Regions from separate parts of the Homo sapiens genome. Here region 2 is linked to region 1. A link is a loop called in an ENCODE intact Hi-C map of the cell type or tissue named here. Cell type or tissue: heart left ventricle. All regions are shown on one strand. Links, peaks and the distances in the headings refer to the core of each region. The heading gives the core; the rest is flanking DNA.

Region 1 (5,388 bases), core at 88-5,087:
GTTTTCATGGGCTCCCATTTTGTAGAGCAGAGATGCATGAGCCAGCACCCCTGAAATATTTGTTATTTCCTGAAGCTCCATGCTGTCTTCCAACTCCATGTCTTTGCACAGTTGTTCCCATTGGTACACTTTTCTTAACCTGCCCCACCCAACAGTCTATCTTGAAAGTTCCTGTTTATCTTTCAAGACTCGGCTCAGGTATTACTTCCTTCCCTAATTCTTCCTAGACATGCCTTTTCTGCGTTTATATTGAAAAACTAAGCCTTAGAAAATTTAAACAACTTACCCAAGGTTATATAACCATTAAGTTTAAGAGCAGGAATGCAATCCCAGGTAAGTATGGCTTTACCTTGGCTCCTGTGTAGACTAACATAACACGGAGTTATATAATCGAGAGAACACACTGGGCTGGGAGCCAAATGCCAGATCTATTTCATGTCATCTATGTGACATTGGGTAAGTCATGTAAAATTCTCAAGCCTCAGTTTTTTTAAATCTAAAAAACAGGGATGAGAAAGTTATCTCACAGGATAGTTGTGAGAATTAAAATATGACATTTAATTAGAAATCATGTAGCAAAGTGCTTAGCTCAATGAATATTTATTAGGAAAAGATATTTTAGTCTTCTTAGGCCTGATCATATAGGCCCATGAAGCTCTTGTGTTTGTGTAAAACACTTTCTTTCTCTTGTGTGCGTGCTTCAAATGCTCACTCGTTAGTCAACAGCAGCTCCTGGGTAATTGTCTTGAGGATCTGAGGTTAGATCAGTAGCTTTCTAGCTAAAAATGTCTCCCGGAGGAGCAGAAGCATATTTCCATATCGGCTTCTAAGTCTCCTATGTTTTTGATTACAGCTGTGTGAAATGAATGGAAAAAGACTGAAATGATTAAGTAACTCTGCTGCTCTCCATTGGTGATGGGGAGTGAATTTGACAGGAGACGAGCAGACAAAGTCCTAGGATTCCAAAGAATTTTAATGGGCAACTGAATGTTAATAATTGTCAGAGCAAGACTCAGATGATCACATCAAATCCTCACAGGCATCTTATGTTATTTCCTCTACATCTTACACAAGTGGGAGACAACTAATAACATGGCCCGTGTACCATGATGCAGCCCAGAACTATGAATTTGACGAGGACATGGTTGATGATATTCCTTCTCTAAATACGATCCTCAGACCAGAAGCATCAGTGTCACTTGGGAAGTTGTTAGAAATACATTTTAAGGGCCCCACTCCAGACCTACTGCACCACAGGCTATGTTTCTAAAAGATCCCCAGGTGATTCTCAGCTTTATTAAAGTCAAAAAAGTACTGAATTAACCATTGATGACAAAGCATTTGTGCTCAGATCTACACAATGGCAATAGACAGTTTTAACTTCCTTGCTGTGTGTCTCTGGGCAAACTACTTAACCTCTCTGACTCTATTTTCTCATTTATAAACTAGAGATAATAGTAGTTCCTACCTCACAGGGTTTTTCAAAGTAAGTGTGCCATAAATAAATGTAAAGCCCTTAGGATAGTACTTGCTGCATAGGAAGACAGCAAAATATTCTTGTTTTACAAGTGATAATAATAGTAATAATAGATCTTAAAAGACTCATCCAAGTCACACAGTTAAAGTAGAAACAGAAAATTATAAGCCTCAAAATAATTGAAGACAGAGGCCACCAATTTTGGTTCCTGTCAATGAAGAACTTCGAAGGAGGGGAAATATTGATACAGTGGCTTTGAGTAGATCATCTCTGGGGCAGCCATGACTGACATCTTATCAGGTGGATCAGAAAAGGTCAACAAATATCTGACATACCTATTGCATACCAAAATTTAAGTTAAATTATTATTTCTTCTATCTCTTATCATCATAAACCTGAGTTTTTGTCCAAGTCTGTTTGCTAGGAAAGGCTGGCAGACTCCCAGTAAAATGGAAAGGTCTGTATTAATAATTCTAGTGACTGTTACCTTATAACTTTGGGATTAGAATAAGTTTCTGATAACAACATTTACAAGAATATTTGCCATAGATAACTCTATTTGTTCGCCTATGTTTATGAGTGGAATTTGATTTTATGCTCAAAAACTATTGATGACAATCTACTATTACAACTGTTGATGACAATCTACTATTGCATCTCTGATTTGGCTGTATACAACTGGACAAGTGTAAAATGACTCTGCAGATATCTTTAAAATTAGGAATCCAGATAAAAGCATATGCGGGTGAGGTTTTTTTGGTAAAATGTATTTTACAAGTAAAAGAAATTAAACAATTTAAAATGTACATTGTGGAATATAAATTTGTCACAATTAACAAGTGGTAGAGTGACTATGTCACAATTTAGTTGGGCAGAAGGGCAGGGGCATACCAAGGCTATGTAAAACGATTCACATTAGAACTTCTAATTGTGTGGAATTAAGAAAATTTGGCTAGGTGGAGTGGCTCATGCCCATAATCCCAGCACTTTAGAAGGCCGAGGTGGGTGGATCCCTTGAGCCCAGGAATTTGAGAACAGCCTGAGCAACATGGTGAAACCTTGTCTCTACAAAAAGTTAGCCAGGTGTTGTGGTGCATGCCTGTAGTTCCAGCTACTCAGGAGGCTGAGGTGGGAGGATTAACTAAGCCCGGGAGGCAGAGGTTGTAGTAAGCCGAAATTGCATCACTGCACTCCAGCCTGGGCCACAGAGTAAGATCCTGTCTCACAAAAAAAAAAAAATAAAATAAAATAATGAAGTAAAAGAAAAAGAAAAAATTTAAGTAGACTATGATGAAAGATAGCAAGCATTTATATTATATCATTCAATTAGAGCACCGTCTGAGTTAATGTTTTATGAGATTGCAGTTTTCAACTGTAGAGGATTACTTGATCATATTTGCTGTTTAACTTTCCTCCCTCATTAATCTATGGTTAACTGAAGTAGATTATTTGTTTTCAATTTGATCTAAATATGTCTTTTATAATCATTTCCATCTTTATAAACATAATTAATTCCTTCAAGTGTCCAGGTGGTAAATTCTCTCCTACATCTACTTCTATATATAGAGAGAGAGAGGGAGAGAGCTGGCAAGGAAAGAAAAGAGACAGTAATATATTGCTTAATGAAGGGGAGAATTCTGAGATTTTGTCATTTTGCAAACATCGTAGAGTGGACTTACACAAACCTAGGTGGTATAGCATATTGTCCCTAGGCTACAAACCTGTACAGCATGCTGTACTGAATACTATAGGCAATTGTAACACAATGGTTGGTATTTCTATATGTAAACATAGAAATGGTACAGTAAAAATATGGCGTAAAAGATAAAAACTGGTGCACCTGTGTAGGGCACGTAACATGCATGGAGGACTAGAAGATGCTTGGGGTGAGTCAGTGAGTGAGCAGTGAGTGAATGTGAAGGCCTAGGACATTACCCTACTGAATACTTTATGAACACTGTACACTTAGGCTACACTATAAACACAAATTTTTCTTTCTTCAATAATAAATTAACTTCAGCTTACTGTAACTTTTTTTTACTTTAAAGTTTATAAGGTAGGTTCGTTTATACCAGCATCACCACAAACATGGGAGTAATGCATTGTGCTACGATGTTATTATGGCTATGACTTCCATAGGTGATGGAAGTTTTTCAACTCCATTATATTCTTATGACGCCACTGGCATATGTACAGTTTGACATTGACTGGAAGGTCACTGTGCAGTACATGACTGAATATACACATACACATACTAACAATTTGGATATTAAACAGGGGAGATGATATAGATTATTGGGCAGAGAGCATAGTGGCATTGGATCGTTTGCTGATGATATTTGCATAAAGTAATTAAATCTGCCCCTGAGAAATAAACTTCCTTTGCTGATAGGAAGAAAATCTTTCTCATCAGACAGGTTTTCCTGTATCAGGGTTTACTCAGTTTGAACTGCTCAGGTATTATAATGCTGAAGCTTTCTCTTTTAATTACTTAGGCAAACTGGAATAACTTTCCTGCATACAGAAATGTATTTTGTTTTAAATGCTCAAAGTCTAATTAATCAGAATGTCGGTGCTCATTTGTATCAGGGGAAACCAGGGGAGAAGAGGGGGAAGGAAATTATCACAGTTGTCTTTGTTCCTTGGTGCTAACAGATTTAAAATGTCACCTTTGCTGCAAACTCTGTACCTCTGTAATGACAGAGAGGAAGCACAGCTGTGTGCCTTGGCTCTCTTGTGGGACCAAGTGAATTTCGTCAAGGGATCTGTAGCATCTATTGTGAGGGTGGAGGAGCTGATTCATTTAATGACACATGGGTTTGAGACATCATTTGCCAACCCCACTGAGAAAAACAAAACAAGAACTTAACCAGCACATGGGCACCATGTGAGCTTTTCTCTTTTTGTGTCCCTTTTCTTTATTGTTCAGTGCCCACCCCTTTCTTGGTAGGCAGAGGGGATATATATAGAGAGAAGGGGTGTGGGACACAAGGGCTGGTATAGAATGTGGAAATCTGTAGCATATTATTTCAAAGCACAGCACAATGGTTTGGTGGGAATCAAAGAATAGAAACAAAAATGTTCAGTGGCATAACCAAATAGAATGGTGCAAGGGAAGAAGGCACATAAAAGGAAAAGAGAAACTCTCAGCACTATTTGAATGGGCAGTTTAATGTTTGTGCTTAAGTTCTCCTTTTGCTGTAGCTGTTCTACTAGAGGCAGGGTGGCCTTCCACGGGATGACCAGCATGCGCCTATTGTTAAAGCAAACTAAATGGGGCCTGAGAAGGACTCCGTACTTCTATATTTGAGTCCTTGTGGACTACTGGCAACCTAACTTAATAGCTAGAGAAGATTGAAAATCTAACTTAGGAATGTGTGTCTGTAACAGTCGCTGAGTCCTGTCCAATCACAGCAGCCATACTTCAACCACTCACACACTGCTGGAGTGTTCAAACTGTGTTTAAATGAGGCAAACGCCAACCTGTAACTAATCCAGCTGTTTCTGTGCCTCACTTCCAATTTCTGTACATCACTGCCTTTTTTTTCTACAAATTTCTTCTGACCACAAGGCATCCCTGGAGTCTCCCTGAATCTGCTATGATTCTGGAGGCTGTCCGATTTGCAAATCGCTCATTGCTCAGTTAAACACCTTTAAATTTAATTCGGCTAAAGTTTTTCTTGTAACACTATTCTAGTGTCTTTCCTCCCCTTTGGTTACAACAAAATCTAGCAATGGCGAAGGGATATGAGGGAGACACAGGGACTAGTTTGAATATTTTGAGATAAACTTGATAAACAGAAAATTTGAATATATTTGTATGAATTCTTCATTTGGCAGAAATAGAGATGGGGATTTACTATAACACATTTATATAGAGCCATTTTCTACAAGGACTATGTCTTCTTTGG
Region 2 (5,388 bases), core at 139-5,138, 50 kb after region 1:
CAATGAACTTTCACTGACAAATTAATGGCTACTTCTTACCTGAAAGTTGCCAAAACAGCTTCCCCCTGGGAGGGTCACGTAACTCACAAAGGGAGGCCCAGGAGCTGGCAGTGACTCATAGACCACCACACCTTCACTTGGGAATGCAGCCTTCTGCTGCTGCTTGCTTTCCCAAAATTCCTGTAACATTGACACAACGTTCACTGAAAAAGACAAGAAACACCATCAGTTATTAAGGATGGACATAATCTGGTGCAAAACCAAAATTTTATTTGCAAGCTGGATTCTGTAGCATGACAGTTCCAGTTTAAGTAGAGCTGGGTATGTGGATAGTGGGGTGGAGGGGCTTTTAGCTGTGAAAGAATATACTTTATTTAAATATATTTAAAGTATGTTAAAATATACAAATTGAACCTGTTATTTACAAATGCAAATGTGTATATTTCTTAATGAGTAAGGCTCAAGAAGTGGTTTTGGTACCCTAATTAAAACAATATAGCAGTATTTCAAATTTACTCTATAAATTAATTTTTAATATAAAAATTAAAAATCTCATTCTGCTTTGAACATTTGTCTTAATAGACTTTATCCAGAGCTGTGATTATCTGTGGTCCTCTTTCTCATTTCTCATAGATTCTTAAGCCTGCAAAGATTTAAGAAGAGAAAGTCAGAAAGAAGGGAACTCTTTCATGCTCCTTCCACCCCAGTCTAAACGAGAATGAAAGGCAGTTGTAGAATAAGCAGGAGGCTGGAAAAATCCATGAGTGAAACTAATAACATGAAGACCTTGTTAAGAACAAGGTCTGTTCGAGTATTTCAGAAAACATAGTAATGGCTAGAGCCATATGTTTTAGATTAAATGACCTGTGATAGCCTGCAGAAGTTCCAGATCAAATTAGATTGGTTTGTTTATCCTGTACTGCAAATTAAATTGTAGAAATTAACAAGGATAATAGAATTGTAGAGTCAAAAGTGACCTTATAGGTCATGTAGGCAAAGCCCTGCCTAATGCAGGAATTCCTCGCCAGCATTCCTGACAGCTGCTCATCTGGCCTGTACCTGAACATGTGGAAGGACCTAGTACTTGCCACAACCTGAGGCAGCCTATTTCAACTGCTAATGGTTCTGTGAAAAGGTCCTTGTAGGAGTGAACTGAAATCTGCTTTCCTGTAAGGTTCATGCAGAGGGTCTACTTCTCATTTCTGAGGCCTCAAAAAGTTTATTTCCTTATCCACATGGGAGCCCACCACAGGTTTAAAAGCAGTATAAGACATCTGTTGTTTTGCTTGCCTGGCATTCACTTCCCTGCTTGTGGAAACAGCACCAAGATTTTCCTTGAACAATCATGTGGTCTCGAGGGGTGCAGGTGGGAATTTGGCCATAGCCAAGCCATTTAGGGACAATGAATGTGTTGAAAATGTTGAAAGTTTCCTGTTTTCAGTGGGGTTTCTGGAGCCGTAGGAGGTAAGCATGGTGCTGCCCAAGCAAGAAGAAAATCTGGCTGAGAAGAAAGCCCAGAGAACGGTTCAGTAAAGAGATGGAGGAGGGCTAAGTTTTGACAACATAGTTTGAGCTCCTGGTTTCAGCTATGCCCATAATCCAGGATCCTTGATTGGACTTGAAGTTATCTAACCAACCCACCTGCTTTTTCCTTAAGCCATTTTCAGGTGGCATCTCTCACATGCATATGAAAAGTACACTAAACAGTCAACACTCATGTTTTTTCAAGTTCTAGATTAAATAGTTTTTGCTCTTTCAAACATGCTTTGTGTAACACGGCATCTATGCCCTTTGCCATTATCCTGAATATATTCTTGGATCTGCTTTAAAATTCTGGACAGTGACATTTTTCAGTGAGTCTGGAGTATCTCAGAGTGTGATCTGGAGGCAAAATCATTGTATAGCCACTTTCTAAATGTTTACTAGAGCACTAGGTGTCTGCACCTCCTCTGTAGGTCACTGATCAGCTTCATGGTGTATAGTTCAGGCAAATTCTGGCAACTCCTAAGGAACTGGTTGCCATGTATATTTAAAAACTGCAGTGTTTAGTAATTTAAGAAGTGATTTGGGAAAGAAATTGGGAAAATGTTAAAAGTAGTGAGGGGATACTTGAGTTAATCAATAAAATACATATTGAATGGTCAAGTTGAGAATTGGTCATTACAGAGCTTTTTAATTTTTTTGAAAATATTTGAAATAATATTTTCTTTCTTTTTTTTTTTTTTTTTTTTGAGACAGAGTCTTGCTCAATCGCCCAGGCTGGAGTGCAGTGGCACGATCTCGGCTCATTGCAAGCTCTGCCTCCCTGGTTCACGCCATTCTCCTGCCTCAGCCTCCTGAGTAGCTGGGACTACAGGTGCCCACCACTACGCCCAGCTAATTTTTTTGTATTTTCAGTAGAGACAGGGTTTCACTGTTAGCCAGGATGGTCTTGATCTCCTGACCTTGTGATCCGCCCATCTCGGCCTCCCAAAGTGCTGGGATTACAGGCGTGAGCCACCGTGCCCACCCTGAAATAATATTTTCTACTAGTTGATGTAACTCAAAATAGAATTAGAACTTTTATTTTCTAAACTATTATTTCTGTCCCCTACTCTCCTCCTTTCCCTCCCACCCCTGAGGAAACAAATATCTATGAGCTAGCTGACTTGAGTCTCTGCTTGCAGTTGACCTCCAGAAGTCAGCAGAGATGTCCTAAAGATTGAAGACTGTAACTAATGCCAGTAGCCTGTTACTCTTCTTGTCAACAAGGACTATTAGCCTCCTACTTTGTCAGTCAGTTGTTGACTGGTGTTTAGCTGAGAAGTGGAGGAGGAAGTTGAGGACCCATGATAGTCTAGGTAAAATGCATGATAATCTAGGGAAAATGAACACAAGAATTTTGGCATGTAAAGCTTTTGGGATTAAAAAGTTTGAAGGTATGCACTAAGTCGATTTCTGTGTGAATAAAAGTTGAAGTTTTCAAATTTTTCATTCTGCAATTTTGAAAGATTTCTCTGATGATCCCATAGATGTCATCACCCACCAAGAGTGCAATATATATACATACAGACACACAATCCATCTTTCTATCTCTATCTATTCTTGTCGACTCAAAAACCAGACAAATGAAGTGCAGAGGGAAGAAGGCCAGCTTGCCGTTTGGAATTCCAAAGATGGGTATATCAGAAAATGCTCTATTTATGAAACACATGCTTCTTTATTTGGGGTGGTAGCATCAACAAGGTTTGTGGACAATTTCAAAGAAAATATGAGCAGAGGTTCAAGAGCTGCTGAAGAAAATCACCCAAGTTTGAGAGTAGGCGTCAATCAATACATAGTTGATCTCTAGGTGCAGTTGTACCTTCAGTGCCCAGCCAATGATCCTGCCTTCCATGTTACAGAATAAACTTGAGCTACCAAGTGTGCAATATCCATCCCTATGTCTAGGGACCCATCTGCACAAATGCTCAGCTCCACCTTATTTCCTACAGTCTCAAAAGAATTTGTGCTGCTTTTCCTGGAATTGTTCTCTTAGTCACTCCCATGGCCTATTTTTAAAAGTTCCCTCATTATTCACTCTTTCCCAGCAGCCAAAGTGTGCTCAAAACAACTATTAAGTGAATAAATGAATGAATCCATCAATCAATTAAATGAAACACTCAATCTTGGAGCTATGTCTGGCTACTAGTTATTAAAATGCTCCCAATATAGCCAAACTGCTAGAAAGAATATTCCACATTGACTATCTCTGCTTCCTTATGTTCCATTTATTTTTAACCTACTTCAAGTAATGTAGGCTTTCCTCTAAATTATTCCACTGAAATTACTACAAATGTACCAATTCCTGGTTTTCAGTCCTTATTTACTTGACTTCTTAGCTGTGTTTGATAAAGCTGATAACTTTCTTCTAGAAACCTTGTCTCCCTAGGCTTTTCCTCCTCAGTCTGCATCTCTTCCTGATCATTTCTCCTTGGTGTCTTTTGTGGATTTCTCTTCCTCTGCTCACTACTCATGTTGGCTAGCATGGAAATCTTGTCTTGTCTCCTCTTGTTCTCTTCCAGCTATTCTCCTTGAATGATAGAACCCACCATAATATACACAGATAGCTCCCAAACTATTCTCCTGCATCTCCAATTTTGTTATCAGACACTGCCATTTGGATGTTGCAAAAACTCAACATATTTTCAAACTCAACTCATTTTCTTTTTCATAAACTCTTCTCTTCCTCCTGAATTACTTTTCTTTCTCCTGGGTTACAAAAAAAAAGTGATGTTATCATCTACCTAGTTACCTAAATCAGAAACTGGGCATAAACCTTAAACTTCATTTCCTCTTTCAATATCTAATAAATGCCCAAGTTTTGTCAGTTTCATATCCTGATGTCTCCCATCAGCATCAGTTTCTTTCAGTCTATACTGCCATTACTGCATTCGTTCATGCTCACTGTATCTGATCAAGCATACCACAATACCCTCCTGACTCCAACCAGCCTCCCATCCAACCTATACTCCCACTGTTTCCGGGGTAATATCACTGAATCTCATAGCCGATCAAATCACTCACATCTTCAAGTCCTTCTATGGGTCCCTAATTAACTATGGAATGAATAACTCCTTGGCAAGGCATAGAAGACCCTATGTCTCACTATTCTCTCTTGTCCTAACCTCCTCTCCCCAAGTTCACCCTTCACGTTCCTCACTCCCTATGCTTCTTATGCTTCTCAAAAGCCAGTACTTCCATTCATCCTCCTGGAATGCCCTTCTTTCCACTGTCTATTGTCTTCTTGAATGGTACCTACTCTTTTTCAAGACTTGCTTCCAGCATCAGTTTCTCAAAAACAAAAACAAAATAATCTCAAAGCCCTTGCTAAAGAAAGTGCACGCCCTACCCGCAAGAAACATCATGGATATCACTTGGGAACTTGTTAAAAATGCAGGATCTCAGGCTCCACCCTAGGCCTTCTGAAATATAATCTGCTTCTTAACAAGATTTAAAAAAAAAACTGGTGCATGTTAAAATTTGAGATGCCTTGCTGTAGGAAGAAGTGACCATTCCTATCCTCCTAATGTACCTATTATATGCATTTTCCCATTTCATCCTTACAGCACCCCCTTGAAATAGGTATTATCATTCACATCCTACAAAGGAAAAAAAAAAGAAGTTGAAGGTGTAATCACACAGCTACTAAGTCTTAGACCTAGGATTTTTAACCTAGTTTTGCCTCTATAGTCCATGTTCTTGGTTTATCCTGAGATACTCCGTAATATAATAGAACTTAAGTTATTTTCATGCTGTCTATCTGTAATATAGACAATGCTCATTGGAGAAAGAATTATATCATTTCCCCACAACCCCTGGAACATAGTAGAAACATAATAAATGTTAGTCAAGTATTTGAATGTTATC

What was found. Peaks named below come from ENCODE experiments on the same cell type or tissue, not always from the same donor. Only the 100,000 strongest peaks of a DNase experiment are listed, where the experiment ranks them.
Region 2: a loop joins it to region 1, with 2.4 times the contacts of the local background. A loop is called at or near these places in 2 of 110 quality-filtered maps.

What each region holds. Positions count from the first base shown.
Region 1 is chr5:97,074,901-97,080,288 of GRCh38, forward strand. The region is part of intron 1 of LIX1-AS1 (LIX1 and RIOK2 antisense RNA 1); the gene reads left to right. Among named protein-coding and RNA genes, the nearest start is that of LIX1-AS1, 3.9 kb to the left of the region's middle. In heart left ventricle, for the core only: no CTCF peak of the experiment used is centred there; no DNase peak of the experiment used is centred there.
Region 2 is chr5:97,124,427-97,129,814 of GRCh38, forward strand. LIX1 (limb and CNS expressed 1) reads right to left here. Exons shown (of 6, transcript NM_153234.5): 2 at 40-203. Among named protein-coding and RNA genes, the nearest start is that of LIX1, 15 kb to the right of the region's middle. RefSeq lists an enhancer at 1-549. In heart left ventricle, for the core only: no CTCF peak of the experiment used is centred there; no DNase peak of the experiment used is centred there; H3K27ac peaks cover 460 bases.